2 separate regions of the Homo sapiens genome follow, and region 1 is linked to region 2. The links are chromatin loops, found by intact Hi-C in ENCODE. Cell type or tissue: GM12878. All regions are shown on one strand. Links, peaks and the distances in the headings refer to the core of each region. The heading gives the core; the rest is flanking DNA.

Region 1 (15,505 bases), core at 4,593-12,592, 99 kb before region 2:
ATTATCTTTGGGTGAGGGAGTTGACACACAGACGTTTCTACATGTAAAAAGAAGCCTGGAGGAACATGGCAGGGACTACCCAGCTTTAGAACTGTTTGGAATTTTGATATAAAAGTAGAGCTGATTACTGGCCAAAGTACTGCTACGGGGGAGTACTTTATGGCTAGTTTGTCCTGAGGTCTGCCTGCAGGCACTACTAAACTGGGTGGGTACAGTCACAGCAGGAATCCTATAACCCTACAACTCAGAGAAGGACTTCATAGAGTAAGGCATTAGCTTCCCCCGAAAACCAGCTATAGTGTCTGATATCCACCCCAGCCTGACACCAGCTTTGGGCTTTAAATCTCATTTTCCCAACAGAGCTGGTAGCAGCTGCCTTCATATTTACTGCATCTCCTCTCCAATGACACTCTCCTCCCAAAAACCACTCTCAGCTGAGAGTCACCATCCATGAGATAGGCCTGTTCAGCATGCTTTTTAACAGATCAGAGGCCAGGTTTTGCTTTGCTTTGTTAATTGCATATCAAGCTGTCACCTAGAGCTTAATGAAGGGTATGAACATACCCATAAATTATCCAGTTTTCAAAAGCAGTTTTGATATTCCTCTAGGGAGCCTCTTTATGCTCAAATGAGCATGCAGTATTTTGCAAAAGTAAGCATTCCAAGGGAGCTGTTAATTATTTGAACCTAGAGATTTTGAGTAACTGCAAACAGCAATTGATAGATCCCAGGAGTGGCTCAACATGGGTGATGAATTTACTATTGCTGGTTGGAGGACCCACTTGGGAACCATTTTATTTATTTTTTTATTTTTAATTTTATTTGTTTATTTATTTAGACGGAGTCTCACTCTTTCACCCAGATTGGAGTGCAGTGGCGCGATCTTGGCTCACTGCAACCTCTGCCTTCCGTGTTCAAGCAATTCTCCTGCCTCAGCCTCCCAAGTAGCTGGGATTACAGGGGCCTGCCACCACGCCTGGCTAGGGAACCATTTTAAAAAGCAAGAGTGACCCATTGGATTGTTCCACAGTTCATCAGTGACTTGCTGTGACAGTGATGGGGTGCAATGGGAAACATAGGAGCTTTTGTGTCCTGATGGGAGGCAGAGTCGCCCCTGAGCAATGCTGTTGTTATTGAGAAAATAGGGTGGTGGCAGGAGGGCAACACTGAGTCACAACCACTGAGGGAGTGAAACCTGTGATCAGATGTTTCTGGGGTGTGGGAGAAGGGGACATTTATTCTCAGATCTGCCTCCTCTTTCTACTTTCTCTACCTTTTGCAGGTTGTTCTGCTGATGGTTCTAACTGCAGGGTCAATCAAGCCTGTCCCAAATTCTGAGCCAATCTCAATAGGCAAAGTCAGGACTTTTCAGGCATTTATCTTTTTATCCTTTCATTTATCAGCATGCACATGGAGACAGGCATTGTTAAGACATAAAGGGTTAAGAGAAGACATAAGGCATGATCTCTCCATTTATAGCTCACAGCGTAGGGCAGGAAATAGACACATATATAACCCTAATCTTCAATTTATTCTTCCAAGTCCTGCCCTGCCCCAGAGTTGGTCTCTCCCTGATTCTGGTCTGCTCAACAGATTCTGCCCCATATGCTCTCCATCCCAGCCCTTTGCTGCCGGGAAGTGATATTGCCTTGTACCTAGGTTCCAAGTTATGGTCCACCTATGGAAGAACTCCCCGCCCCTCCACCCCTGGTCACCACAAACACACATTAGAGTCACTTTCTCAAAATGTTCTAAGTGCCTTTCTGGTGCTTGGAACAGACAGAGCTGGCAGTGCTACCTAAGTGGAGAGCTGTGATCCCAGATGGGACCTGTGTGGGCCCTGTCCTTGCTTCGTCCCTCAGGGTCACTCTCTGACCCACTACCCCATGCGTGGAGTCAACCAGATGCCCCCTTTCCAGGAAAGTGACCTGGCAATCTGATTGTTCCTGCTGGCTTGCACAACATTTCTTTTGTGTGAGATTGAGCTGCAACAACATTACCAACATGCTGATTCTGAGTGAATCTCACTCCTATACCACAAAGGGTGACTTCGTGGCTCTGGGCTGCTGCTGGCCCTCAGGCTTAAGTTGCATGTGTGCCTGTGCTTAGGCTCCTGCCCACCCATGTTCTGACCACAAAACCACCTCCAGACTATAGACGCAAGGGTGGTGCGTGGTGCAGGCTTTTCTTAGCAGTGCACCCTCCTTAGGCTTCACACCACATAAGTCGGCAGTCCTCCAGGAGTGGCTATGCCTATCTCCTCTGAGGGCTTTTGAGACTAACTGTTGCTGTGCAAGATGGATGAGCTGTCTGACCAATGATGTTCTCTCCTGCCTCCAACCAACGTGGTGACTTCTGTGCCCCTGGATTCCTCTCGAGGTTTGCTGGACCTTGGCAGACATTCCTATGGGATAGATCACTCTTCCTGCTCTGCCTGCCCACAGGTCCTCCTCACCAATCTTAGGAAAGACTCACTTGCTTTTATGTTTCCTCTTCAGTTCTGGTTCATGCAATTGGACCATAGGGTTCAGGGTGAGGAAGAGAGAGAGAGAGACAGAGAGAGACAGAGAGAGAGAGAGATTAAAATGATCTCAGGGAATTAAGTTTTCAGAGTGAGGGAATGGATTTGGTAAGAACACAGTTAAGGAATCAAATTTGTTTTCTTCAGAAAGAGAAGGCAAATGGGTGGTTTAATTCTTGCCCTCAAGGATAAGCAATAATTTTACGCAGGGGATATAGACAAATTATTCTTATGTCTTAAAAGACTAACAATCACAGAACAACGCTTCTACTCAGTGTGTGTCTTCACTCTCCTGATTATAAAAAGGAATCACTAACTTGCTTTATGCTGTTTCACGTTGAGGGAAAGTAATTGAGGTTTTTATGAAAAAAAAAAAAAAAATCCTTGGAGGATTCACATTTCAATCCCAGGCTACATTAGCTCAATTTCTGCAGACCATACTCTAGGCACACAAAATATTCCCACCATTCCCCCAAACGTACATGTTTCTTTATCCACAGCATCTTCTTTGCGTAAAATGGCCTTCTCCACCCTGCTCCCTTTCTATTCTGGCCAATTCCTGTTCACCTGAAACTGTCCTCACAGGATGAACAAGAACTGGACAGAATATAGTTACAATTAAGCATTAATCATGCTGCACTTTGACACACTTCCTTATAGCTGAAAGCCAGATAACACTAGATACTCACCATTTGCATTCCTATTGTTCCTAAAAATAGGGTTTCTGATATTAGTATCTTAAGGCTTTTATTTGGGAATTGCTTAAGATGTTTTTCACATCCGGAATTCCAGCGAAACAGCTGACATCATCCAGTTTAAAGACCCCAAAGAAGAATAAAAACAGCCTGAGAATATGGTTTCTTTATCTCCTTGTTCCATGATTTCAGCCTGCAATCTTACCGATCAACAATCACCACACTTCGGCCCACTCCAAAACTCTTAAAAACCCTAGCCCCAAACTCCTCAAGGAGGCAGATGTGAGGTTTCTTCCCATCATCTTGTCCAGCAGCCTCACAAGTAAACCTCTTTATCTGCTGCAACCCAGGGTCTCAGTGTATTGACTTGCCATGCACATCAGGCAATGAACCTATTACACTTACACATTTTTAAGGCCCAACTTGAAGGCTCGTCAACTATGTGAAATGTTCTCAAGCTGAATCTGAGTCCTATTTCTGCGCTGTTGAACTGCTTTGCCACACTACTGTCTACTCTCTGGGCTGAACCCATTGGGGGCAGGAGTCATATTTCAGTCAGTCAGTCAATCAGTCAGTTCATCAACAAATGATTCTTGGGTACCTATTCTATCCCAGACACTGTGCTGGGCACTGCAAATACCCCCATGAGCAAGATAGACAAGACTTCTCTCCCCTAGGAGCTGGGATCTGGGGTGGGATGCCAACAGATCAAGAGGCAATTGCAAAGCACTGTGAGAAGTAGCAGTTCTGAAGATGAAGAGTGCAGGGAAATACGCCCCAGGCAGAAGGAACGGCATATGGGAATGCTGGTGGCAAGAGAAAACATTCCTCACATATCATTACATTTAGGAGAGAGAGATGCCCAGTATTACCAGAGAATAATACTGTCAAGAGTCTGGCAAGAGATGAGGGCAGAGAGGAGACCAAGGACTGCATTATTCTGCATCTTTTGAGCCCTTTGAGAAGTCTAAACTTCCTCCTAGGAGCAATGAGGAGCCTCTGAAAAGTTTTAAGCAGGGAAATGGCATCTCAGATTCGCACATTGAAAGATAATTCTGGCTGCAACTCAAAGAACAGACAAGCAGGAGATATTACTGGAGGCAGGGACAGCAGTTAGGAAAGACTGATGAGAAGGGATGGTGGTCTGCTCCATAGGGGTACAGCGGGAATGAAGATAAATGGGTACTGGCAGTGGTATCCTGCAGGTAAAATGGATGGGTTTGGTGGCTTATTGGTTATGGCTGCAGGTGAAGGATAGAGGTGGCAATGGAGGGGAAGACTGGGTGGAAGCTCTCAGGCTCCTTTCTTGAACAATGTTTAATGGGAGTGTGTTAGTTTCCAAGGGCTGTCATAACAAAGTACACCACACTCGTGGCTTAGAACAACAGTCATTTATTGTTTCACAGTTCTGGAGGCCAGAAGTTTAAAATCAAGGTGTCAGCAGAGTCATGCACCTTCTGAAGGCACTAAGGAAGGATCTGTTTCAGGCCTCTCTCTTAGCTTTCAATTCAACCCACAAAATGGGGAAAGGTACTGTTATTCCCTAAGACCCCCACAGAGGAAAGCTCATGCAGTAGAACAGGTTTGCCGATAGAGAGATGAATCCTTGAGCTTGGGGCATGTTGAGCTTGGCGAGCCTGTGGAAACCCATGAGAAGATATATAGAAAAGTATTTGATACATTGGGTTGGTGTTTTGGAAAAGGAGGGTATGGAATGGGCTGGGAATATAAACTTGAGAGTCTTTGGCTTATAGGGTGGATAAGACAGTGAACATTTGGGAATGGCCAGACCTCCTGAGGGGAAAGGGAGCAATTCATCTCTGCAGCCCCAGAACCTAGCCCAGGCCCTGCCGTTGCTGTAAAGGTTCAGTGAAAAACTGCCTGATGGAATGAAAGGATTTCTTCAACTTTTCATTAGTTTGAGATAAGAAGGCTTTGCATGGGTGATTGCTTACCCTCCTCTGGCTCTGTGACCTGAAGGGAGTGTACTTTGTGGCAATGAGAAACAAGCATCCTTAGGTTTCACTTTACAGTCTCCTTCAGTGTAATTTAGAAAATTTGCCCAGAGCTTCTCACTCAGCATCTAGGGAAAGCCACCAGGTTGTGCCCATCTCTTGACTTATAAGAACATGAACAGAAGAAAGACATATGCGTCTTGCTTTAGTTTGCAGCAACACTTCCTTTTTTACTTACAAATCTTCACCTTTGCCGTCTGCCCAGCCTTTTCAAAAAACTGTAATAAAGTTTCCAAATAAAGCCTTTTCTGTACCACCTGCTTTCCCCCCACAGCCCAAGACTGATGGTCATTTGATCTTGGGAGTATCTGGAGCGTGTTGTTCTCCCACCTGGCTGTGCTGGAGCAGAAGCTGCTGGGGGACAGTGGGTGGAGCTGTGGAGCAGTGTCATCATCTGCTGGGCAGTTGATCCAGGTTCCTTTGTGCCTGTTGCCTGGTGACACCCAGAGGCCCCTCTCTCAGAGCCACACTCTGGCTTGCTATTGGTCCGGTGGTGGCATTTGTTGACAATAGACACTTCCCTGGCTCCAGGTTCTGAAAGAGGCCTGGGAGCTTTGGTTTCAAGCTACAGTGCTCATTTAAATGCATTTCTTTAACTCTTTGTGTCCCCTTCCAGGAAAGTTCAGCGAGAGTGTGCACCCTGACCCTCTGGCAAGGTTCTCCCCTTCACCCTAGAGTGCAGCTGGACTCAGATGGTTTCTTCTCTGCTATGCTGCTGTGGCAGGACAGTTTTCTTCTCACCTCTTCCTGGGTTTTTTTGTGGCTGCTTAAACAAACAGGCTTTGTCGGCAAGACAAGTCATCCAAGTTGAGCTAGGAAGTAGTTGATATTAGCAAGAGAAAGGTTTGTTTTTAGGATGTCATATTCTGAAGACTATGAAAGACCAGAGCCTCTTCTTAGAGGTCCCAGGAACTGTAGATACAATCTATGCCTTCCTGAAACAGAGCTGGGGCCAGGCACAATAGAGGGGGAGCAGAAGACTGAGGTGACTCTGGGGGAGGTGATGAGGGTGGGAAAGAAAACAGAGAAGGGCTTCTGAATGTCCCCAAGGTGGGCCCTGTTTGATCAGTGAGTGGATTTATGGCCCAAAGGGGTGGCATCATTTAAGGAGCTCAGTCCCCCACTTGGTGAGTGCCTGGCATCTGGGATCCTCAGGCAGCTCCCCAGACACTCCCCATCTGCTTCTTCCTCCCTACCTTCTGGGTACCCTTTAGAGAATGCGTCAGCTGAGGGTTAGAGTATGGATAAGTTGGGTCGAGGCAGCTGCAGTGTGGACCAGAAGCTGCCCAATTCTGGCTGGTTCCTCGAAGAACCCACTCAGATCTTTTTTTTTTTTTTTTTTTTTTTGAGACGGAGTCTCGCTCTGTCGCCCAGGCTGGAGTGCAGTGGCGGGATCTCGGCTCACTGCAAGCTCCGCCTCCCGGGTTCACGCCATTCTCCTGCCTCAGCCTCCCAAGTAGCTGGGACTACAGGCGCCCGCCACTACGCCCGGCTAATTTTTTGTATTTTTAGTAGAGATGGGGTTTCACCGTTTTAGCCGGGATGGTCTCGATCTCCTGACCTCGTGATCCGCCCGCCTCGGCCTCCCAAAGTGCTGGGATTACAGGCGTGAGCCACCGCGCCCGGACCCCACTCAGATCTTTTAAACCTGGTACTGCTTGTAGGAATATACAGGCCCAGACTCCCGGCAAACTGCCCTGCCTATACTCCACACCTCGTACCCTCTCTCTCCTCCCACCTAGAACAAAACCACTTTTAGGCAGGGAAGGCAGAGGCTCTTGCAAAGACCAAGCAAGGGATGAGGGAAACCTGATGAACGCTTCCCTTCCCTTCTGTTGAGCCTTGCAGCCAACTGCCCAAGCTCTAGCCTACACTCCGACAGGAGGCCCCAAGGGGACCTCAAAACAGGAGAAGACATTCTGAGGCTTCTGAAACTGTGTCATCAAGATTAATTGACCTATGTCTATAGTAGCCAGTACTCCAGAGCAAGTAGGGTTTGGAGCTGGGGCAGAAGTTCCAGGTCCCTGTGACTGGGAGACATGTGCACCAGGTCCCAGTGACCCATGGGTCACAGAGATTTCTGCTAAGCCTCCCTGGAGCCCAGTGTCCCAGTTGTCTCTGTCTGAAGTGCGCTGTTGTGTTAGATTCATCAAGAGGGTCCCTCCCTCCAACAGGGCTGCGGGTCCTATTTACACAGCTTCTTTCATTGTCTTTTGTTTTTTTGAGACGGAGTTTCGCTCTCTTTGCCCAGGCTGGAGTACAATTGCACGATCTCAGCTCACTGCAACCTCTGCCTCCCAGGTTCAAGCAGTTCTCCTGCCTCAGCCTCCTGAGTAGCTGGGATTACAGGCATGTGCCACCACACCCAGCTAATTTTTGTATTTTTAGCAGAGACGGAGTTTCACCATGTTGGCCAGGCAGGTCTCGAAATCCAGACTTCAAGTGATCTATCCACCTCGGCCTCCCAAAGTGCTGGGATTACAGATGTGAGCCACCACATCCGGCTTAGCTTCTTTCATTTTCTCAGGTCCTCTTTCTGCCAGCAACAGTTGTTCTGCAGTGTTTCTAGTGTGACTCCTCCTTGTGCATGCACCCGAGTTCTGAGAAAAAGAAGCCATTTATCCCCAGTTCAGGTGCAATATGTCTGCTGAAAACATGGTAGTATTTTGCCATCATCAATTTACTCATCCATTTGAACTAAGAGCCAGTCAGAAAGGTTGGGTGCAGCCAGGCTTTAGTTCTGTTTTGTTTTTGCTTTTGTTTTTCAGAAAGAGGAAATTGGCACTAATTTGAGCACAATTGCTTGCAAACATTTTACTGATTTTTTGTTGTTTTGATCTTGCTTATAGGAATTATTGAGAAAAGAAAAATCTTGGGATGATAAATATGGTAAGATCCATTTAATATTAAAAGTGAAAAGGAGGTGGGTTTCACAGAGAGTAGACCAGTGGTCTTGCAATCAATTCTGAGAAAGATTCTGAAACAAAAATTTTAAGATATTCTATTAAGTCCCTAACAAAATACCAAGCTCGGTGGTTTCAACAACAGAAGTTTATTGTCTCACAGTTCTGGAGTCAAGAAGTCTGAGATCAAGGTGTCAGCAGGGTTGCCCCTCTCCTAGCTTCTGGTGGTTTTCTGGCAGTCTTTGACATTCTTTGGCTTGTAGAAGCATCACCGTGCACTCAGCCTTCATCTTCACATAACACTGTCTGTTTGTGTGTGTGTGTGTGTTTGTGTCCAAATTCCCTCTTTTTCTAAAGATACTAGTCATATTGGATTGGGGTCCACCCTACTCCAGTACGACTTGATCTTGAGTGCTTACATCTGCACTGACCCTATTTCCAAATAAGGTCGCATTCTAAGGCACTGCACCTTAGGGCTTCAACTATGAATTTTGGGGGAACACAACCATAACTGAGAGCTTTTGAGCATTTGGTAAAACAACCAGTCATTTCTAGAAACCAATCTGAGCACACTAAGAACAAACTGTCAATCTAAGCAGATTGCCTACTGTCGGGGCTCAGAACACGATACCCCAAAGTACGGTGCCTTTGGGTCTTCATTTCTGAATCCTCTTGTATCACATAAAACTTTGATTAAGCAAATCTGTCACGCTTTTCTCTTGTTAACCCGTTTTTTGTTGTAGGAGCATCGGCCATGGCCCTGACTATGGGAAGGAAAGGTATCACACTTTTTCTGCCCCCACCCACTGTCCCAGGGTTAAAGATGAGTAACTAGATTTACATGACAGAAGGAAAGGGGCCAAAGACCAAGACCACACCAAAGGGTGATGTATGTTTGTCTACTTAACTGTAAGGTCTAATTTCTCATGTGTTTCAGGATCTCTAAAATCCAGAAGTGAAATATCTTGGCAAGAAAATTAAGCCCCAAGTGGCTTCAACATTTGGCCTGGTGGTCAAGGAACTGTCATAGTTACTGGGATAACAACCATTATACATCCAGGGAGGCTGTTCTCAGAATCTTTCATAATTAAATCTCTAAAGCTGGGAAAACAATCTCCTATCACTTTCTTTGTCATCATACCACTTCCTTTTAATTTCCAAGCCTCATTTGCACTTCTTCCCACAGTGTCTCTCTGAGCGACAGCAAATCTCTGCGTTGGCCAGGAATAACAGTGCAAAGCAGTGTGGGTGGCAGGGCCCTAACACCCAAGCCTGAGCCTCCATTTCCCGCCATTGTTCCCTCAGTCAGGCTGGGGCTGTCCTGGGGAGAGTTTTTCCAGATAAAACTGTCCTGGTTGGCTGCCAGTGATTCAGACAGGTTCACAGCCTCAAACCTCCTGATGGGTAAGCAGTGATTCAGACTCCAATCCTGCTTCATCTCTCAGGCTTATCGCTTATCTCCAGCTGCCAGGAGACAGACAATGGGGGCAGAGAGGCATTTTGGCTGAGCCAGGCCTCAGGTAGCCCCAAGGGATTTGAGAGGCCTCCAGACAAGCAGACTCAGGCACTCTCACCAGGTCACTCTCTATTTAAAAAACACAAAGTCTATGAGTTCCCTTGAGAATATAGCATTTCCTGCGACCTATGACAGCAAAAATGGACATTTCTATATCTGTTGATTCATTCCTTCTTCAGAGCTGCTGTTTCAAGTAACCCAGGACTTTGGGTGAAAGTATTTAGGGCAGTCGGGACTCCAAAGGACCTTGCAAAAGGTGAATTCTTGTCCCGCCCCTTCCCAACTTCATTTGACTTTAAAAGTAACCCTAATACTCTCATAGTAAAACTGGCGAAATCTAAATAAACTCTGGATTGTACCAATGTCAGTTCCCTAGTTTTGATGCTGTGCTGTAGTTATGCAATATGTTACTACTGGGGATATTGAATGAAGGCTACTTTTTTTTTTTTTTTGCAACTTTCTGTGAATTTGTAATTATTTTAAAGTAAAGCTTTTTTTTTAAGTGATCTTAATGGCTCCCCCAAACCCAGTCACTATATCTTGTCTTTGAAAAAGTCACATAGCAGAATTGCTGAAAGTATAGGCTTTAGGCCAGACAGACCTCAATGCAAAAGCAGCCTTCACCTCTTGGGCAAATTACTTAATCTCTTTGAGCTTCAGTTTTCTTATCTAGAAGATGAATCTGATTGCTTCCCTGATGAGTGAGTATGAGGTGGGTATGAGGACTAATGAAGTAACTCATGGAAAGCACCTGACAGAGTGGATGATAAGCACTCCCTTTAAAACTGTAATCTATTTATTTATTTATTTTGTTTTTTGAGATATGGAGTCTTGCTCTGTTGCCCAGACTGGAGTGCAATAGCATGATCTCAGTTCACTGCAACGTCTGCCTCCCAGGTTCAAGCGATTCTCCTGTCTCAGCCTCCTGAGTAGCTGGGATTACAGGTGTGTGCCACCATGCCCAGCTAATTTTTGTATTTTTAGTAGAGATGGGGTTGCACTATGTTGGCCAGGCTGGTCTCGAACTCCTGATCTCAAGTGATCTGCCTGCCTCGGCCTCCCAAAGTGCTAGGATTATAGGTTTGAGCCACCATGCCAGGCTAAAACTGTAATCTATTGAATAGAGGAGCCTGTATGTGTTTCCAACAGAGGGTCACAGGCTCAGAAAGTCATGTGTGTAGCTGAAAGAATTTTTTTAGTGGCCTCAGTGAGTCAAAAGGGTCCACACCTGGACATGATTCAAGTATGAGTCAAATGCCTATGGAGGAATTATTTGAATTCTGTCCTAATTTCTTTTTCCCTATAAATTGTCCACATTCCCAAGTTTTCTAATGTGGAACTAGACTAAACCATTGACATGACAGAAGCAGAAGCATTCCATTTCCAATCCTAATAGGAATGGCTCAAGCCTTCCAGCCAGGTGCCTGGGGCAGGGGTGGGACAGGAGGCAGAAGAGGTTGAAAAGTATTGGGTGTATTGTCCCCTAACTCATGGGTGGGAGCTTATTAAAGGAAACATATGCTTGTGAAATATACCAGGTACCTACACTCCAGGAAGAGAAAAGTCACTTTGTTCAGGGAAGCCTCTTGGCCATCTATCACTGATGCAGGATTTTTTTTTTTCTTGGTGCTGCTTCACCAGACAGAGACCTCTGCAGCCTGCATTGTCCCTGCCTGGGCCCCACTCAGATCTGGGCTCACCGCAGGAGGTACCCCATGGCTCCAGCCCTCCTGCTGCTTCCCATTGCTGAGGGTGGCTGCCTAGTGTTGGTGGATGGCTACAGTGTTACAGCAGCTCCTTTGGCACCTGCCATCCAGCAGGTCCCAAGTTCTTGTACCATATCCAAGAAGAATGAGATTATTTGGACAACCAGAGAGTGAGAAGGGTGGAGAAGAGTTTTATTGAGTGACAGAACAGCTGTTAGCAGAAAGGGGACTCTAGGTGGGTAGTCTCCCCAACCCAAAGGTGAGTGGTTCCCCTGAAGTGTGGCTGAGTCCAGGGCTTTTATGGGCTCAGAATGCAGGTGTGCGTGCTGAATGGTTTGTGAGTATGCAAAAAAGGCTAAAACTAAGGCACCACCCAAAGATGGGCACAACAGTGTAAAAAACCAATTAGGGAAAGATAGGTACTTGTAAAATAGGTGATGGGTGGGAATCAATCAGAGGAAAGTGTGCCAAATGGGAAGAGAGGTTCTTTTCTGGTCTGTGGATTTATCTGAGACTAGTAGCTTGGCTTTCAAGCTTTAAACTGTCTTTGTTTTGGAGGTCAGGTTTCACTGGGGAAATATCTGCCTAGGGATTTGTCTGCTTCCTCCTGCTATCATCACCTCCTGGAGATTCAAGAATAGGTCCAAAAGCTACTTTTTGTAAGGCCCTTTCTGGCCCTCTTCCCTCCACAAGCCCTGTATTCCAGACACCCCGGTTACTCATCGTTTCTCAGACACCACCCAGCTTTCTCCAGCCAGGTTGTCCAGCTACCTGGAAAGCCCCTCCCTCCACCCACTCCTTCAGTGCCACTCCCCTCTGCCTTTTTCATTCCACCCAATTTTCAAATCTTTCACCAAATGCTTTATCTTCCTTGAAGCCTTGCCTGAACCACCATTCAGAGGTGGTTCAACTCCTTTGAACTCTCCCAGCCCATGTTTGTCTCTTCCTCACAGCCTTGAACATATTAATTCAACAAAGACCTACTGTGTTCTATGGACCAAGCTCTATGCTAGGCTCTGGAGATGCAATGGTAAACAACAGAGTTGGGTGTGTATGTGTGTGCACATGTTGGGGTAAGAATGAGGGCAGAGATGCTAAACAAAATAGTTGCACAAAAACATATACATATACAAATTATAAGTACGATAAAGGAACAAGGGATAAAAAAATTCGAATGTGTACTTTAAAGAAGGATCTAGTTTAGAAAGGGAGACCAGGAAAGGCCTTCCAGAGGAATGAACATTTCAGCTGAGGCTTAATGGATCAGTGAGTTGTCAGTTACCTAAGAGAAGAGATGGGCCAAGGGCCTTCTCTGAAAAACAGGGGATGCAAAACCCACAAGGCCAGAGGAGGATGGGGTGTCTGAAGAACTACAAGGAGGCTAGCATAGCTGAAACAGTGAAGAAGCAGAGTGGAGTGCGAGGAGGCAAGAGAGTGGCAGGAAGTCCAATCACATGGGGCCAGCAGGTCGTGGTAAGCATTTCGAATTTCTTCCCAACTGTAAGATAAATCATTAAAGGCTTTTAAATCAGTACTATGGTCTGAATAATGGTTTTAAATACTTCTATGGCTACTATCTAAAAAGAGAAGCAAAAGTAAAAATGGGGCTACCAAGAGGAGGTCATATGATCTCCACATGAGAGATGGTGGTGGCAGTGGGAGTCGGGAGAAGAGGAGGGAACCTAGATCTAGATCTACTTTGGGAGCCTGAAATTTTATCGGATGTAGACATGAGGGAGAGGTAGGTGTTAAAGATTACTCCCAGATGAATGGCTTGGACCATTCATCTGGTGGATGAACCTGCCTCCCAGTGAGAAAAGCCATGCTGGAGGAGTAGCAAGTCTAGGTGGAAATGTCCAAGGTGCAATTTAAGACATTAGATTGCAAGTAGATAATGTCAATCTACTTGCAATGTCAAGTAGGCAGCTGGATATATTGATCTAGATCAGAGAGAGGTCACTGTGGGAGACATACATTGGAAAATCATCAACTATAGATTTAAGTCTTGTGAATGAATGAGATAACCACAGTGTGGAAAGGAAAGAGAAGAGATGAGGTGGGCAGAGAACAACATACAGGACAGCGCCTTGAAGAACCTAAAGTTTTTCTTTGATTTAAATTATCTCTGCCCCTTGAGGGCAGGAACAATGTCTTTGTCAAATTTGTTTCTTTTCTGTGCTATCTCAGGGGTAGGCAGTGAATCTAAATTAAGGAATTTTACTGGGCTCAGAAGTAACATTGTAAGTGCTCATATGAACTCATTCAACAAACATCGATTGAGCAGCTACTGTGCAGCAAGTACTGTGGCAGAAAATGAGGGTAAAATATGAGTAAGATGTAGTCTCTGCTGCACTCAGGGATCTCCCAGATTAGTGAGGGGAAGGGATAAGAAAAGAGATGCCAACATCAGTGATACCTACATCTATAACAAAGAGTACTCTAGAGGTACTAGGTACATGCCTAGAGATTTCCATTTATTTTTCACATAATACTGAAATTGACTCAGTACTGAATTTGACTTAAGTTATTTGCCCAAGGTCACATAGCTGGCTGACAGCGGAGCAGAAATGTGAACTTAGACTAGCCTGGCTCCAATTCTGTGCTCTGGACATCACCCCTGTGGCCTGTTCATAGCATGTCTTGATGCTTTTTCCCTGCCCTGCCCTTGCTGCAGAAACTCCTGACCTGCCTGCTACAAACATAGTTCCCTGGGACACCCCTACCCACAATGTGGAGAGCAGAGAGGCCTTGCTTGTGACAAGAGCTGATGTCCTTTAGCTTTTCCATGTCCCCTGCCTTTAGTGAGCCTAAAATCTAGGAGAAGAGGTCTGACACATGTGCATAAATAGCCATGTTATAGGAATGACAAGTCCGTGACATGGTCCACATTTCTTAGACAATGTCATCTGCCATCTCTCCTGTGCTCTGGTAGCACTTTTTTAATCCTTGACAGGTTCCATACATTGAATTGTACTTATGCACACTTTTCGGTTGTGAGGGCCTCCAGAGCTGTGACTGCGGTATAATTTTATACATCCTGTGTATTTCTCAAATCGAGTCTCTTCATTTCTCAGGCAGAGATTACCACCTTCATGTCTCTTGCCTTGGGTTATTGCCACAGCCTCCTAACAATTTCCTGCCTCAAATCTCTCCCTGGTTTTATCCACCCTTCAGAAAGTAGCCAGAGTGATCTTAAACCACAAAGCTTGAATCAATCCCTTGCTTAAAACCCTCAATGGCACAACATGCCTCTCAGAATGAAGCCAAGCTCTAAGACTGGAACTCCAGGTCCTCCAATGATATCTTGCACATTCTATACTTTGGCAACATTCTCTGGTCCAGCAGCAAGTGCTGCTTGTAGCCCTATTCCAATGCTCCTCAGCTCTGGGCACCTGCTCTTCCTCTACCTTCCGAAAATGCGCTTTCTCTCCACCTTCACAGAGCCACTGTTTACTCATTCATCATGGAGCCCCACTGCTGGACTTCTGAAGTGTGACCTATACTCATCATTTTATGACAAGCAGCTTCTGATGTGTCAATTTTGACCACTAGAGTGAGTTTCTAGGGGACAACCAGGGTGTCTTTTGCATCTGCATCTCTCCAGCATCTACCACAGTGTCTGCAAAATAATAATCACTCAGTAAATACTTGTTAAATGAATGAATGAGCAAGTGAATGATTAATTGTAAAGTACTAGGATGTATTAAGCACCAAATGAGCAGTACAGACAATAAGTGTGAGAGAAAGGAGGAAGTAGTCACTTCCAGTTGGGGTAGCCCCAGAAAGCTTCCCAGATAAGAATAAATGTATGCTAGGCCTTGCAGGATGAGATAACGTGTGCTGGCCCAGTGCCAACTAACAGTTGGCGTTGAATGAGGGTGAAACGAATCTGATCTGGCTGGATGGAAAAAAGTGGGGAGGACATTTTATGGGGACAGGTGGTGGGGACAAAGGCTTTTAGGTGGAAAAACACAAGGCAAGTTCAGGGAATAATCCAGAGACCAGCTGGATAGGAGCAAAGGATTAATAGTGGGGAAGACAGACAGGGAGGAAGAGGAAGTGGGGGACAAATGGTGGACAGTGCAAAGACGTGTGTGCATGGTGTGGGCTTTTGCACAGAGTGGTCAATAACTGAGAGCCACAGAGCTG
Region 2 (15,505 bases), core at 2,816-10,815:
ACTCACATTTCCTGATTTCAAATTTTACTACAAATCTATAGCAATTAAACCATTGTGGAACTAGACTAAGGAAAGATGTATAGACAAATGGAACAGAACAGAGAACTCAGAAATAAACCTTTGCATGTGTGGTCAATTAATTTTTGACAAGTGTGCCAAGACCATTTAATAGGGAAAGGATAACAATTTCAACAAATGGTTCTGGGAAAACTAAATATCCATATGCAAAAGAATAAAGTTGAAATCTTACCTTCTACCATCTACAAAAATTAACTAAAAATGGATTAAAGACCTAAACACAAAAGGGTTAAAATTATAAAATGCTTGGAAGAAAACCCAGGGAGAACGTTTTATGATGTTGGATTTGGTAAGGATTTCTTGGATATGACACCAAAAGCACAGACAACAAAGAGAATAATAAATAAGTTGGACTTCATCAAAATTTTAAAACTGTTTGCGCATCAAAGACCCTGATATGGTTTGGCTGTGTCCCCAACCCAAATCTCATCTTGAATTGTAGCTCCCACAATTCCCACATATTATGGGAGGAATCTAGTGGGAAGTAATTGAATCACAGGGGTGGGTCTTTCCGATGCCGTTCTCATAATAGTGAATAAAGGTCTCATGTGATCTGGTGGTTTTATATAGAGGAATTCCCCTGCACAAGCTCTCTTCTTGCCTGCCACCACGTAAGACAACCTTTGCTCTTCTGCCATGGTTGTGAGGGCTCCCCAGCCATGTAGAACTGTGAGTCAATTAAAGTTTCCTTTATAAATTCCCCAGTTTGGGGTATGTGTTTATCGGCAGCATGAAAACAGACTAATACAGACACTCAATAATGGCAAACAATGGAATGAGAGAAAATATTTGCAAATAACATATCTGATAAGTAATTAATATCCAAAGTAAATAAAGAACTCCAACTCAACAATTCCCATCCCCCTCAAAAACCCAATTCTAAATGGTGAAATGGCTCAAATAGGCATTCTTTACAAAGATAATACAGGTCACCAGGGGCTGGGAGAAGGAAAGAACTGGGAGTTATTGTTTAATGGATACAGAGTTTCTGTTTGAGATGAAAAATTTCTGGAAATGGATAGTGGTGATGATTGCAAAGCACTGTGAATGTACTTAATGCCAATGAACTGTACACTTAAAAAAAATTTTAAGACAAGATCTCACTCTGTTGCCCAGGCTGGAGCACAGTGGCATGATCTCAGGTTACTGCAACCTCTGCCTCCTGGGCTCAAGCGATCCTCCCACCTAAGCCTCCCAAGTAACTGGGACTACAGGCATGCACAACCACACCCAGCTAATTTTTTGTATTTTTAGTAGAGATAGGGTTTCGCCATGTTGCCCAGGCTGGTCTTGAGTTCCCAGGCTCAAACAACCTGCCCTCCTTGGCCTCCCAAAGTGCTGGGACTACAGGTGTGAGCCACCATGCCCATCCCTAAAAATTGTTTAAATGATTAATTTTATGTTATATATATTACACCACAATTTTAAAAATAATAGAAAACAAAACAAAAACCAAGCAAAAGAATAATAATAAAACAAAAACATATTTTCTACACGTTGACTCTGAAAAGTCCTAAAAGCAATCACTAACCTAGACCCCTAGCATCCAGATTGTGGCTTCTAAATATCATTTCCCACTAAAAGGAATCAGGACTCCTTATAGTGATGGTTGATTGCAGGACTGGCACAGAAAATGAATAGTAGGAGCCTGAAATAGTTTGACCTACTAGAGAGCAAAGAACGCTATCAAAGACTATGAAAATTGTGTGAAAAGAATTCAGAAGCTGACCTGAAAAGGCTCCCAGTAGCTAAAGAGGGGACAATTTGAGCATCAGCATTTTTTTCTTCAACTTTTATTTTAAGCTCCAGGGAACCTGTAGAGGATGTACAAGTTTGTTACATAGGTAAACGGAGCATCAGTAATATTAATAACCACAATGGTTTGAAAAAAATGAAATACTTTAAATTTAAAATTTTATAATTATCCTAAAAAAATGAACAAACAAGAAGAACTATTAGTCACCTTTGGAGAATGCTAGTGGACAACCCCATTATTTTGAACACTGGTAAATAAAAATAAAATGTAAGAAAGTTAGGCTGGGGCCGGGCACGGTGGCTCACGCCTGTAATCTCAGCACTTGGGGAGGCCGAGGCAGGCGGATCACAAGGTCAGGAGATCGAGACTGTCCTGGTTAACACAATGAAACCCTGTCTCTCCTAAAAATACAAAAAAATTAGCCAGGCATGGTGGCGGGCGCCTGTAGTCCCAGCTACTTGGGAGGCTGAGGCAGGAGAATGCCATGAACCTGGGAGGTGGAGCTTGCAGTGAGCCGAGATCATGCCACTGCACTCCAGCCTGGGCAACAGAGCAAGACTGTCAAAAAAAGAAAAAAAGAAAAAGAAAGTTAGGCTGGGCACAGTGGCTCTTGCTTGTAATCCCAGCACTGTAAGAGTCCAAAACGGGCAGATCCCTTGAGGCCAGGAGTTCGAGACCAGCCTGGCCAACATGGCAAAACCCTGTCTTTACCAAAAATACAAAAATTTAGTCTACATTTCAGGATAATCAGGATTTAAACTATTCTTTAGGGTAAAACTTGATAAGATAAAGATTATTTCCACAGAAGTATTTCACTTTATCTGTGAAGAAGAAATAAGGGGGAAGGAAGAAAGGAGGGATAGAGGAAGAAAGAACTAAAGAGAGAGAGAGAGAGAGAGAGAAAGTATGAGGCTAGTAGAAGAAAATATATAGAACCATATTTTTGTGACTTCATTACTTAAACAAGAACCCCAAACCACAAGCCACAGGGGAGGTGGATGCTAAATTTGACTACATTAAAAGTAAAGACATTTTCAACAACAGATACCAGGGACACAGTTAGAGATGGAGGACAGATAGAAGATATTCACACTAGCTCTAAGGTTAAAAGAAAGTAATGTTCAGAATATGTAAGGAACTTCTGAAAATCTGCCAGAAAAGTGAAACCAAAGGAAAAATGGTCAATAACAACATAGGCAATTAACAAAAGGGGGACCTAAAGAATAATAAGCAGATGAAGCTTAACTTTACTAGATTTTAAAGAAATGCAAATTAAAACAGATTTGCAAATAGTAGAAGGTTGATCAATATCAAGTGCTTGTGGGGAATATGGAAATCTTCACTCCTAGTAAGAGCCTAACCGGGTATAGCAATTTGGCAGAGCAATCCTGCAGTTCAGCACTCACATATGTCCACCGATTTCTATCTGTGTTAATCGACACCTTGTTTGAGATAGCAAGGAATTGGTGACGACCTAGATATCACTCACTAAGGAAATACAGAAAGAGACAGAATACCATGCAGGTAAAAAAATAATGGTCTAAATTTGCATATACCAATGCAGAATGCTTGCACAAACATAATGTCATGTGAAAAAGAAAGAAACATAATAAATTTTATAGCTCAATAAAGTCATATATATTAAACACAAGCATACAGACAGTTTCAGTCTACTGTCAAGGATACATATACATACACAACCATATGAACTGTGCTGGCACATTGCTCAGCCTCAGGGTTACCATTCACACAGTTTTCCATGCAAATGGTGCCCTCTGGGGAAAGATGCCAGAATACAACATGAATGGTGCCCCTTGAGGGTATGCAACATGGCAGCCTTGAATATATAAGATGGTTTGGAAGGTTGTAAATTAATACATTGGAATAGGGGCCTATCATAAGAGCAAGGAGGGAAATGGGAGTGGGAATGGGGAGGGAGGAGAACATGAAGTAAAATGAAGATAGAAAAGGGCACATGCATAAAAGGAGGATGATAGTGTGACCTGAATGAAGAAATAGGATCAACTCAATTCCGTGGTCTTAAGTTGGGGAGGGTGGACCTAAAGGAGGGATCTTGAGCTGGAAAACCAACAACCTTCACAAACCTGCTAAGAAATGTGGATTTTATCTTGAAAGCTATGGGAAATCCTAGAAGTGTCTGAAACAGGAGATTTGCATGGGAATGGATGAGAAGGGGAGAGGCTGGGGGAAGCAGGCCTTCAAAGCAATCCATGCAAGGTCTCCATGAGCACGATGGGGTCATTGTGGCCAAAGATGCATTCAGCCAGGTGTGCATACCTAATGCCACACACAAAGATCCTTGGAAAGCCTGGCACTCCCTCCTTCGACTCCTCCCACATCCTCATGTACCCAGAGGCTCAAACAGAAATAAAGCCTGTTAAAAGTGCTGGGGACAGCTCCCACCAGCACGGTCATGGTTGGTACCACCTTCCAGATGTGAGTCTGACTAGCACACAGCTGTCTTCCCTGATGGCTGAGGAGTCCACGTTGTTGACTGACTATGCACCTGCGCTTTGTAGAGCAACAACAGTCCATGGGGCATTCAGTCAAAACCTCCAAGCTAACACAGGGAGTATTCGTTTTTTAAGAATTTTTTTTCATTCTCCCAGACAGCCACCCAAATATTTACATAAGAATTTCCCCTCCTCTGTATTTTACTAAATCTTCACCTAGTAGATTTAGCAAAAGTGTGATCTTCCGAAAAGTACTCCACTTTCCTGGTAGAAATACCTGGACAAGACTTTGATCATCTCTGAAGCCTTTCCAATGGCAACGCTCTGGAGTCCCGGGGACTTTTTCTTCTGGATGTGCTGAACACTTACTGTGCGTAATGCATCAGGTGTGTGTAGCAACAAGGCACAGGTTTTGTGGTCAGGCTTGGGTTGGAATCCCGCATCTCTTACTTATGAACTGAATGGCTTTAGTTCCTTTATCTGTAAACATTGGAGATTAAAACGTTCTATCTCACAAGATTAATGCAGAGAAAATACATGTGAAAAAACACGAGGATCTGGCATTTCAAAAAAACTCAACAAAACTTGATTTCTCCTCATCTTCCTTCTTTTCTGCTTGGGAAAACAAATTTCGCAAGCATTTTCACAATGGAAATTTCACAGATTGTCATAATCAAATCTTCTCTTTTCAAGATATTAAGAACAACCTCAAGTGCATATCATATTTAGAAAGAAATTCCTAGAAAAATCTAAACTGTTCATTACAGACTACTTATAAACAACTTGGTTTATGTGTTTCATTTGATTTAATTTTTGCTAGAGGTGGGTATGGAGAAGCACAAAATCAAATATGTTTCATGGCATTGCTTTCTAAGAATAGCCTTTTCCACTAGACTCAAGATGAAAAAGATAACGAATATTTTCTTTTTATAACTCTGATTCAATTTGTTATCTCCTTAGCCCTGCTTCTGTAGAGTTTCTGTCCCTTCTGTTCTCAGATCATTGACCAATTCTGATATGAGATAAAATTCTATTAATATTACCTTAAGCAAATACTCAGGGAAGGAAAAAAAATGGAAAGGAGAGAAAACACCACACCCTCTTAACTAACACTTCTGATCCACGGGCCCACCCTTGCTGTTGTAAGAATATTTTAAGTCAGTGATTGTCAGCTTTGGCTTCCTGAGGCCACGAAGAATTAATTAGTAAATTTTGATTAAAATATTTTCCTAACAAAATATAATATCTAATGAAAGCTAAGCTGTAGTGAAACAGGCATGCTCATGCATAGCTGATTGTAATTAGAACAAATCTTTTGAAAAGCAATTTGGCAGTGAGTATCAAGCCTCTAAATGTTTGTACTCTGACCTGAGAATTCTCTTTCTGGAAACCTATCTTATTGTGGGGAGGGTGGGAGTCTAATTAGGTAAACAGATACATGCACAGAGAAACTTATTACGGTGTTATTTTATAACAGTAAAAAAAAGTATGGGAAACAAACTGATAACATGCGCAGTTCTGTAAACTATGGTATATCCACCAGATGGGTAGATCTGTTTACAGGGAGTCTGTCAAACCTGAGTATAAACATGTATATACAATCTTATCAAAATTATATATTTTTAAATACAGAAGCAAATATGAAATCTGCACAATTCAAAAGGTTTGGAAGTAAATATACCAATCTTGGTAGTGACAGGTTTTTGGTACAGAGATTTAGAGTGACTTTTCTTGCCTTTTTATGTTATTTTCAGGTTCATCGTAAGGACTATCGTGTACACAACTTTTCTAATCAGCAAAAAATAAACACACTTTATAAGGAAATAAACAAACATAAAGATGCCATATGGAATCTTTTGGTTTGGGAGATGGCTGAGACTAGGATAACTCAGATCAAAAATACAATAAATTATCTCAGTTACCAAAAAAAAAAAAAAAGGGTGGGGCTGACTGGTAAGGGACCTACATTTCATACCCTTCTTAAGTTTGCTGGTTTCTGCCCAGGATTTCCATTAGAGCTGGAGAATAGGAGCTGAGTTAATTTTCCCAGGGGCGCTGAAATCCTGACATTGGTACATTCCCTGTCATGCATTTATTCTCATTCTTAATGCCATGGTGACCATAAATGTGAATTAAAACTTGAAGTATTTAGCATTTATTAAGCACTTCCTATGCACAGGCACTGTTTTGGTGCTTTTTATACCTTTATTTCACCTTTCTCAGGCTTGCGAAAGCTCTTAGTAAAAAGAACTATTGTCTCCTTCCTCCCCGCTCCCCCACGTCAGCCTGTTCTACACACTCCTTTCTTCTACTCACAGAGAGTGCCTTTTAGGAATATAATTGATTTGGATAAAAGAAAAAAAATGGGCCAAATAGGCTGCCATTTGTTATCAATAAAGCCTCGCAGCTGCCTGAACGGTTGACTAAATAAGCACCTTCAAATGGTCAGAACAGGGAAGGTTCTAGAAATAGGGCACCAGAAAATCCCACAGGCTTTCTGCTTGTGATGTGGCTTATTTGCTTTACAGGCGTCAAGCATATTTGCTGACGTCAGCAGCCCATCAAAGTTTAAAATAATAATAGTGAAAAGGAAAACAGCCCCTTTCTTCCAGGCAGTTCTGTTCTGCCAACTTCTGCGTTCTTTTTGAGTTAATAAACGTCCAAGAATCACTCCCCTACCACCCTGAGGGGGAAAAACAGCACAATAATTTTAAAACCACCAGGTCAGCCCATTGTCAGCATAAACCATTCAGACAAGTAGCATTTTGTCACACTCTAATGAGGATTTTACCTCTGCCTCAAAATGAAAGCTATCATTAGGTTTCGTGTTTATGGGATCAAATGATTGTCTGGGGATGGTGGGTTTTTTTCAGTCCCTTCCTCATTTTTATCATGTTCAAGACCAAATGCATAGACATTTCCTGCATCAGATGAAACTAAAAAACCATAGTTATGCCAGCTAATGTCTTTTGAAAACATCAATTAAGAAAATGGCCTTTAAATTCCCATTTTTACTTGAAAATCTGCAAACAGGCACACATGTTGTAATACCAGGGCAGTGGTGGTGGTAGTGCGGGGCGGGTGGGGGGTGCTGTCTCTAAAAAGGAGACAGCACAAACAGTGGTTTGAGGAGGTCATAAGGGCAGGCTCCCATTGGCAACAAGCAGATAGAGAATCTCTGCAAGGGAAGGAACTTCTGTATAAAGCAAGACCTCTTAAGTTATCTTCACATGTAGTGTTGAAACTGGAGCCAGCCCCTCAAGAGTAGGTTGATAAGAGGCTTCTGCACCATGCTGGTACCACACACATGCCCCATTGTTAATAACCTTCTCAGGACAGATTAGATCCCACATTCCTCAGAAGTACTGAGCTGCAGAGGGAAATCGGCCAGCAGGCTCCTTCCGCGGGGCCAACAACTAGCTACAACTGATAAGTTTTAATTGAAACAACTGGAACAATTACATGGAGTCCCCACCAGCTCTGTCGCCAGCTACTGAGATGGTGTTGCACTTGCATCTCCTGGCATGTGCATAGGCGTGTGCCAGACAAGAGTAATTCAAGTTCTTAACTCACTTTTTATCTTTTTTTCCATGACTACGTGCCATCGTTAATCACATTGTTCACCCAAGGAGTACTATGAGATTGTTTTATTTTTTTCTTTTCTGTCCTTATCTAGGAAACCCTGATATTTACACTATCTCAATTTAAGTTTGAACAAGTAACTGATTAATCTCTGACAAAACATACTGAAGTTAGACGAGTTTGGGTAAAATCCGTTAAGGTCATGGTTGGTTTTAATCACATAGCTCAATTTAAAAGCTGAACACTAAAACATCTTTGCTTTCAAAGAGTGCTTGTTAGACAGCAAGTTTTGTTTTGCGTAACTTGAATTCTGCTACTTCCTTTTATTTTTTTCTGAAATAACAGTGATTGAGTCAATGAAGTGGCAATACGAATTAAAGGGCAACTCACCTGCCTTTGAAGGGACAGATCCCAAAGGGCCCAGATTAAATTTTAACCACGATTATGTTTGCCAGGATTTTATATCTCAAATGATTATGTTTGGCTTTTGTAATAATAAAAGGTTATTTTGGGAAAAGAATTCCCTTTTAACATCTATTGTGTTTACTAGGAGGAAATACAGGGTTAGACTTCGATACAGTTTAGCCTTTGAAAGAAAATAAAAGACAAATGATTTAGCAGATGGGTAATTCCCAAATCTGCAGAAATGTAAACAGCCAGGATTTTGGTGCCTATGGGTTTTATCAAAGAGGTAAGAAAGGCAGAGACCGACACCAGTGCGTCCTCTTTGGCTAGTTTTAACACGTTTACAGTCACAATTAACATTCAAGGAATTTCCTTTTCATCCAAGTGTTTCTTTTAAAGCACTTCATACCACAAACTAAAGTTCTAGCTGCCATCAGTCCTTCCCATACAGAAGAGTAGCGAAATCTCCATTATACTTCCTTACTTTGAAAATGGGCTCGGACCACGTCAATTTCCTTGGGTTGTTTGTTTTCCAGTATAGGGGGTTCTTGCCTCCTCCCTCCTTCCCTCTCTTTAATGAGCTTGTATTGAGGATCCTACTTCTTCTACCCTCACCCTGCTCTGCACTCACCCCGGAGCCAGATGAGCGCGAGGCTGCGCAGAGCGCTGCTGCCCAGCCGGAGCTCTGGGCTCGCAACAGCCTGGTTTCAAGTCCGCGAGCCGGCTGGCCCACTGCATTCTGCAAGAAAAAAGAATCCCCCTGTTCCCGCCCCCCGCCCCCCGCCCCCCACCCCTACACAAGGGATTCGCACATGGGCAAGGAGTCCGAGTCTTGGCTATGCATAGAGCTCAGTCCCGTATCCGAGTCTTCGTCGTTGCCAGGACCGCTCTTGGCCAGTCCACGGGCCTGGTCCACCCACATGTCGGCGCAGGCTTGAGGCCCAGGTTCCCGCGAGGGACTGCCAGAGCCAGGAGCCCCATCCGGTGCCACCGTCAGCTCCAAAGTGTGCAAAGTTTGCAGAAGGCCCTGTAGCTCGCGCTTCTTGCTGTCCCATTGCTGCTGGCTGTAATCCAAGTCCGACTTGACGGCCTCTAGGTCCGTGTTGAGCCGCAGCCCAATGTAAAGGCTGGTACTGAGCTGCGTCCTGACCCGTTCCTGCTCCAGCAGCAGCTCGCCGTCGGGGCCACCGTCGGGCTCCAGGGGCTCCTCCCGCGCCGCCAGCTCCTCCTGGCGCCGTCGCATCCACCTCTGGTTGAGTTCCTCCTGAATCTCGGCTGAAAGGCGCTCCAGCAACTCCTCCTGCTGAACCCGTTGCTCCTGAAGCCGCAGCAAGTCGTCGCAGCGCCGGGCCAGCTCCTCCAGCGCCGCCGCCTGCGCCTCGCCGGCTAGAGGGGGCGCCGCCGCCGCCTCCTCCGCCTCCGCCGCCACCTCTTCTGGCTCCTCTCCCGGTCTGGACCCGTCGAGCTCGATGCCTGCCCCAACCAAGTAAGTGTCCTGCACGTAGTTGACCCCGTGACGCCGCATGCGGTCCAGGTGCACCTTGGCCTCGTAGTGATCGATCTCGCGGTCCAGCTCGTGGAGCCGCTGCACCTGCTGGCGAATTGTGTGGTCCTGGGAAAGCACCAGATGCACCAGCGTCTCCATGCGCTCCACCGACGCGCTCTCGTGGGTCCGCGGCGACGAAGAGCAGGACGAGGCAGTGGACGACGAAGTGGACGAACAGGACGACGGTGTCTGCTGCTGGCGCCGCCGGTTGAGCTTGGCCAGTTTGCGAAAGGCCTTGCGCACCACTCGCCGCTGTTTCTCCTGGGTCATGGCCAGGCTGGGCCGCGCCGGGGCCCCGCGGGCCGGACAGGGGCGCTCTCGGCTCAGCACTACGCGCGCCTCGGCGCTGCGGGGGCCGGCGTTAGGCAGCGATGCCTCGCTGCGCACTAGCACGAAGCGCACATTCTCTTGCTCTTCGCCCCAGGCAGCCCAGAGGCGCAAGATGCGCGTCTTGTTGGGGAGGATGCGCTCAAAGCCGCGCCACTTCTCCACGATGCAATAGCACTGCGGGGGCCCGCACAGCATGCCCTGCGGCAGCGCCTCGTCGTCGTCCTCGTCGTCCTCGTTCGGGGGTTCGGGCAGCTCTCCCGGGCCATGCGGGTCGCCGGCCGACCCCAGCCGCCGGCTCCGCCGCTGTCTCCGTCGCCGCCGGCAGCCGTCCTCCAAAAGCACTCGCACAACGTCGGAGCAAGTGGTGCGGCGGGAGAGGCCGGACACCAGCTTCTCTTCCTGGCAGATCCACACCGATATCTTCTTTTCCGAAGGATCCATGGCGCAACCAGGGCGCAGGTGGCAGGTCCGGCCGGGGTCTGCTGGGGCGGCGAGGACAGCAAGGGCAGCCCAGTAGCTCTGGGATGGGAGAGGAGCCCGTGCCCCCCTCCGGCGGCTGCACTAGCCCTGTTCCCCCGCTGCGCACCGAAGGCAGGCTGGAAAGCGACTGCGGCTGTGGTCGCGGTTGCGGCTGCGCTCTGCCCGGACGACGGGCGCTCCCGGGGCAACGCGCCCAGGACCGGCTCCCGCCGCTCTGGCTCTGCCCAAGGTGCCCGGGACCTCCGGGTTTTGCTCCTCCCCACGTGGCTCCACCCCTTCCCGCCCCCAAGGCCCAGAGCTGTGGCTGGAAGTGCAGGAGGCTCAGGGCCCAGGCCCGCCCCTCGCAGCCTTGCCGCGCCCCGTGCGCCCTGTCCGCCCCTCGCTCGCATTGCAGGCATCCTGAGTCTCGGCCCTTTTCGCCAAATCGCTGCTCTGCCGCGCGCCTACGCAAGGAAAGATTCAAGGGTCCCTCCACTTCAGGGAGTGGAGCCCGCGCCTCGGCACGGATCAGCTGTGCGTCTCCTTTGGCCTACTGGCTCCTCTGCTTGTGTCTATAGCTAGCTGGACGCATCGTGACTTTATCTTCTCATCTTTCCTGGCGCCCCCAGACGCATTTCCTGGTCCCTCGAGGCAGCGGCGTCTGGGGAGTGCACTTTGCACAGACAGGGAAACCGAGGCACTCAGCGGTCTCCAATGGAGACGCTGTAATCGCATTCCACGACCAGCTAGCGCTATAAGCGCTGCCTCTAAAGCGGAAGGCCTCCCAGTCCTTCTCGACAGGAAGCAATATTTGCATATCTAAGGAGAACAAGATTCGGCAATGTGCTCCGGGAGCAAGTGCAGGCATGGAACGGTATGGGCTGGAGGGGGACAGACCTTCAGAGGCGGCTGCCCGTTCCCTGTAGTGTCACGTAAGTGGGTCTCCACGTCACCTTCACCTCAGCTTCCCACAGCCTTTTTGGGAGAGGGGCTCCTCATTCTAGTGGGAGTTCAGGGCCCAGACCCAAGTCACAAGCTATTTTTATGCTTTCCACCTCCATAAGGGGAAACTGTGAAGGCTTCTGGCATTTTCTAATATTCAGATGTGGTCCAGAAGAGATAACAGCCAAGCTTTACAGTGCAAGAAACCCAAGGCCACAATGCAAATGAACTTGTTTCATCCTTAACTGCTGATGAGGATGGTCCACTGAGTGCAAGGTTTGCCCTGAACTTGTCCTTGTGAGCACAGGTGTAATAATAAGCTCACTCCCTTTCTTCAAGACCTTAGATGGCTCCCCATTGCCTCTTGGCTAAAGCACTTTTGTTCATTCAATGATTCACTCAGCAAATATTTATTGAGTACCTCTCTGCTCCAGGTCCTACGCTAGGGATTTGACAATGAACTAATCGCCAGTTCTGGCTTGCAAAGAGTTCACAGTCTAGTGGGAGGGCACAGCCAAGTAAACATTCCCAACACAATGTCCTGTGTCCTCTGATAAGGGAGAGCATGAGGTTCTGGGGGACCCTGGAGTGGCATCCAACCCATCTTGGAGGGGCAAGGAAGGCTTTCCCTAGAAGAGGTGTGTTAGACAAGACCCAAAGGACCATTAGAGTCTGCCAAAAGGAAAGCAGATGGAGGGGAGGGACAAGCAGCATTCTAGAAGGGATTGTAGTGCAGTCAGGAATCAAGAGCATGTTAGTTATGGGGGCTGTCAGGAATTTGAGAGGAGTGCCTAAAACTGAAGTTGGATAATTGAACAGGAATGGGATCAGGAAGGGCCTTTAATTCCATGCTTATGTATTTGGATTTATCTTAAAGACAATGAGAACCCATAGAGTGCAAATCTGGAGTCAGAACAGCCAAGTAAAAATTTCAGCACCACGTACTAGCTCTATAACCTTAGGAAAAGTATTAATCTCTCTGAGCTTCAGTTTCCTGGTCTGTGAAATGGTGATAATAAAAATACCTCCCTAATGGAACTGGTGTAGCGATTAACTGCCTGGGCCTGGTAAATCCCCAGTAGTTTTATTGGGGGGTTGGAAAGGTCGGAGGTATATTAGTTTTCTATTGTTATGTAACAAATTATCACAAACTTAGTGACTTAAAACAACACCCATCTATTACTTCACTGTTCTGTAGATCACAAGTCCAACTTGGCATGGCTGCTGCATACTTTGCTCAGGATGTCCGAGGCAAAAGGCAAGGTATAGGCTGGTTCAAGTTCCTGTCTGAAGGCTCTGGGGGAATACCCAATTCCAAATCCATTCAGGTTGTTTGCATGATCTGGTTCCTCTCAGTTGTAGGTCTGAGGTCCCCATTCTTTTGTTGGCTGTCCTCCAGGGTCACTCTCAGCTCCTACAGAACTCTCTCAGATCCTTTCTGTAGGATATCCACCCCCCTCCCTGCAACTTTAAAGTCAGCAACCACATGTCAAATCCATCCAGTCCTCCTTTGCTTCTAATCAATCTACCATCCTCTTCTGCCACTAGCTAGAGAAAACTCTGCTTTTAAAGTGCTTGATTAGTCAAACCTACCTGGATAATTTCTCTGTCTTAAGGTTGACTGATTAGTAACCTTAACTATATCTGAAAAACCCCTTTTGCTGTGTACTGTAATATAATCACCAAAGTAGCCCCCAGGAAGATGGAGATTATGGGGCTGTCTTAGAATTCTGCCTACCATAGGGCATAACATGAACAGATTTTGATTTTTTAAAGATCCCTCTGTTTGCATTGAGGACAATGGGTGGGGGTGGGGGATGACAGGCAAGAAAGCCTTTTAGAAGACTATCTCGTTCATTCAAGGAAGAGATGATGACCTATACTGAGAATAGTGGCGGTGAGAAGACTGGACACAATTGAGAGCTATCAAGGAGGCAGGAGAGGCAGGACTTGGTGATAGATTGACGAGAGATTTCCTTCTCCCTAGAATGGTGTCAAAGGTCTCTTGCAATCTGGACCAGCCCACTTCTCCAGCTTCTCACTTACATGTGGGCTATCCCTTCTTCCTTTCCTCTCACACAGGATTGCTAGAGCTTTGTAGTCAGCTGCCATCCCTGCTGGATTCTAAGCTCCACAAGGGTAGGGATCATGTCTGTTTTGCTCACTTTTGAATCCTTTACATTTAGTGCAATCCCTGACACATTCTAGGTTTACTCAGTATCTGTTGAATAAATTAATGAATCCATGAAGGAATCCTACATTTTAGCAATCCAATACCTCATCCATCCAGAAGAACTCCTGCATCTTGATGTATCCACACTTTTGTACATGCTTTTCCCACTAATTGAGATTCCTCTTAAACAACTGGAGAACTTCTACTCACTCTTCAGAAGCTCAGGTAAATGTCACCTGCTCTGGGAGTCCTTTCTTTCCTCCTCCAGAAAGAACTGGTTCCCCGCTCTTCTTCTGCGTCTATTAATGTGGAGGTTACATTGTGCTGTGATGCGTTTTTTATGTCTGTTTACTCCCACAAGAATAGAGCTTTTCAAAAGAGAAGATTGTCTCTGTCCTATTTGCAGTTTAGTCCTCAGTGCCTAGGGTGCCTGGCACATGGCAGGTTCTCCATCTTCCCGTATGTTTTAAGGAACACTCAGATGAATAATGTCTAAGATATTGTGCTACCCTCAAGATAACTTATTTCTAGAAGCAGACAAATACATGGAATCCCTGTTGTAGTAATGATATATATGAAATTCCTGCTGGACTAATTAAAGGGTAGAATGATTGTATGGGTGCTAGGAAGGATGCAGAAGGCAGGCTTCAATAATTGGGGAGGAGGGGTTGAGGGCATTCTTGGTGGGAGAAAATACTTGAGTTAAAATGCTGAAATGAGTATGCATGTGGTCATGTACTGGTGTTTCAGAGTGTGTGTTTTGGAGTCACCCTGCCTCATTTCAAATACCAGCTATAAGCTTTCCAACCCTCAATCTTCTTACGAGGAAAAAAGTATAATATTGGAACCTGCTTTATAGAGTTGTCATTACATGAAATGAAATAATGCACAATATATAAAAGATCTAGTGCAGTGACTGGCACATAAAACATGCTCAATAAAACACAGCTAGTGTTGTCAAGAAATTGTATTAAGTACCTACTGCATGCTATGTCCTGGGCTATGTGTTGAGGATCCATGAATGAACTGGACAGACATGGTCCCTGACCTTAGAGATGTCACAGCCAGGATTAGTGTGGTTTAGCAGTGGATTTCTTAAGTTAGGCTAGGCTGTAGTAACAAACAGGGCCAAACTTGTATAATGGCTCAAACATCACAAAGATTTATTTTTCACTCAGATAATAGTCAAAAGAAGATGTCCTGGTTGGGAGGTGGCCTTATTCCTGGTTCCTTCCATCTCGTGACTCCAAAATCCTCTAGACTTCGTCATCATGTATATAAGCCAGAGGAAGAGGAGAGAGTATGGAGGGGCACACCCTCTTCTTTAAGGCATTGGCTGAAAATTGAGCTCATATCCCGTTGGCTAGAACCCAGTCACGGCCACTAGTAATGGCAAGGAGGCTAGGAACTGCAATGAGTATCTCAGAAGAGGAAATGGGTTTTCATGAACAGCTAGCTGCCTGCCATAAAAATATTTATTTGAAAAATGAGACAAGAGGCATAGAAAGAAGTTCCAAAAGTGTAGGAATTGCAAACTGGTGGTCCACCAGCCAAATCTTGCTGCCTTAGACAGAATATACTCTCTGTTTAGCCACAAAAACAACACTCTATTTCACATATGACCCAATTCACATACATTCATAACTCACCTGAGCCCTGTAATCATTTGAGTTGTGACTCTTGCTTCCATACATCCTCCTAGGGTTATCTCATTCACTCCCAGGGATTTTATACAATTGATATGCCATGGCTTCCACATC

The links. Hi-C counts contacts between places; a loop is a spot of excess contacts. Peaks named below come from ENCODE experiments on the same cell type or tissue, not always from the same donor. Only the 100,000 strongest peaks of a DNase experiment are listed, where the experiment ranks them.
Region 1: a loop joins it to region 2, with 8 times the contacts of the local background. A loop is called at or near these places in 4 of 110 quality-filtered maps.

What each region holds. Positions count from the first base shown.
Region 1 is chr11:13,105,187-13,120,691 of GRCh38, reverse strand. It overlaps LOC105376558 (a long non-coding RNA gene), which reads left to right and starts at 7,711. Exons shown (of 3, transcript XR_931043.1): 1 at 7,711-8,120; 2 at 8,878-8,913; 3 at 9,072-9,189. It overlaps LOC124902635 (a long non-coding RNA gene), which reads right to left and starts at 5,617. Exons shown (of 2, transcript XR_007062599.1): 1 at 5,172-5,617; 2 at 4,593-4,853. RefSeq lists enhancers at 1-92, 8,962-9,462. In GM12878, for the core only: a CTCF peak has its summit at 5,604; a DNase peak (open chromatin) is centred at 7,841.
Region 2 is chr11:13,004,684-13,020,188 of GRCh38, reverse strand. RASSF10 (Ras association domain family member 10) reads right to left here and starts at 10,873. Exons shown (of 1, transcript NM_001080521.3): 1 at 8,070-10,873. The coding sequence starts at 10,612. The coding sequence ends at 9,089. It overlaps RASSF10-DT (RASSF10 divergent transcript), which reads left to right and starts at 11,073. Exons shown (of 4, transcript NR_187419.1): 1 at 11,073-11,562. In GM12878, for the core only: a CTCF peak has its summit at 3,597 (motif pointing left); a DNase peak (open chromatin) is centred at 7,038.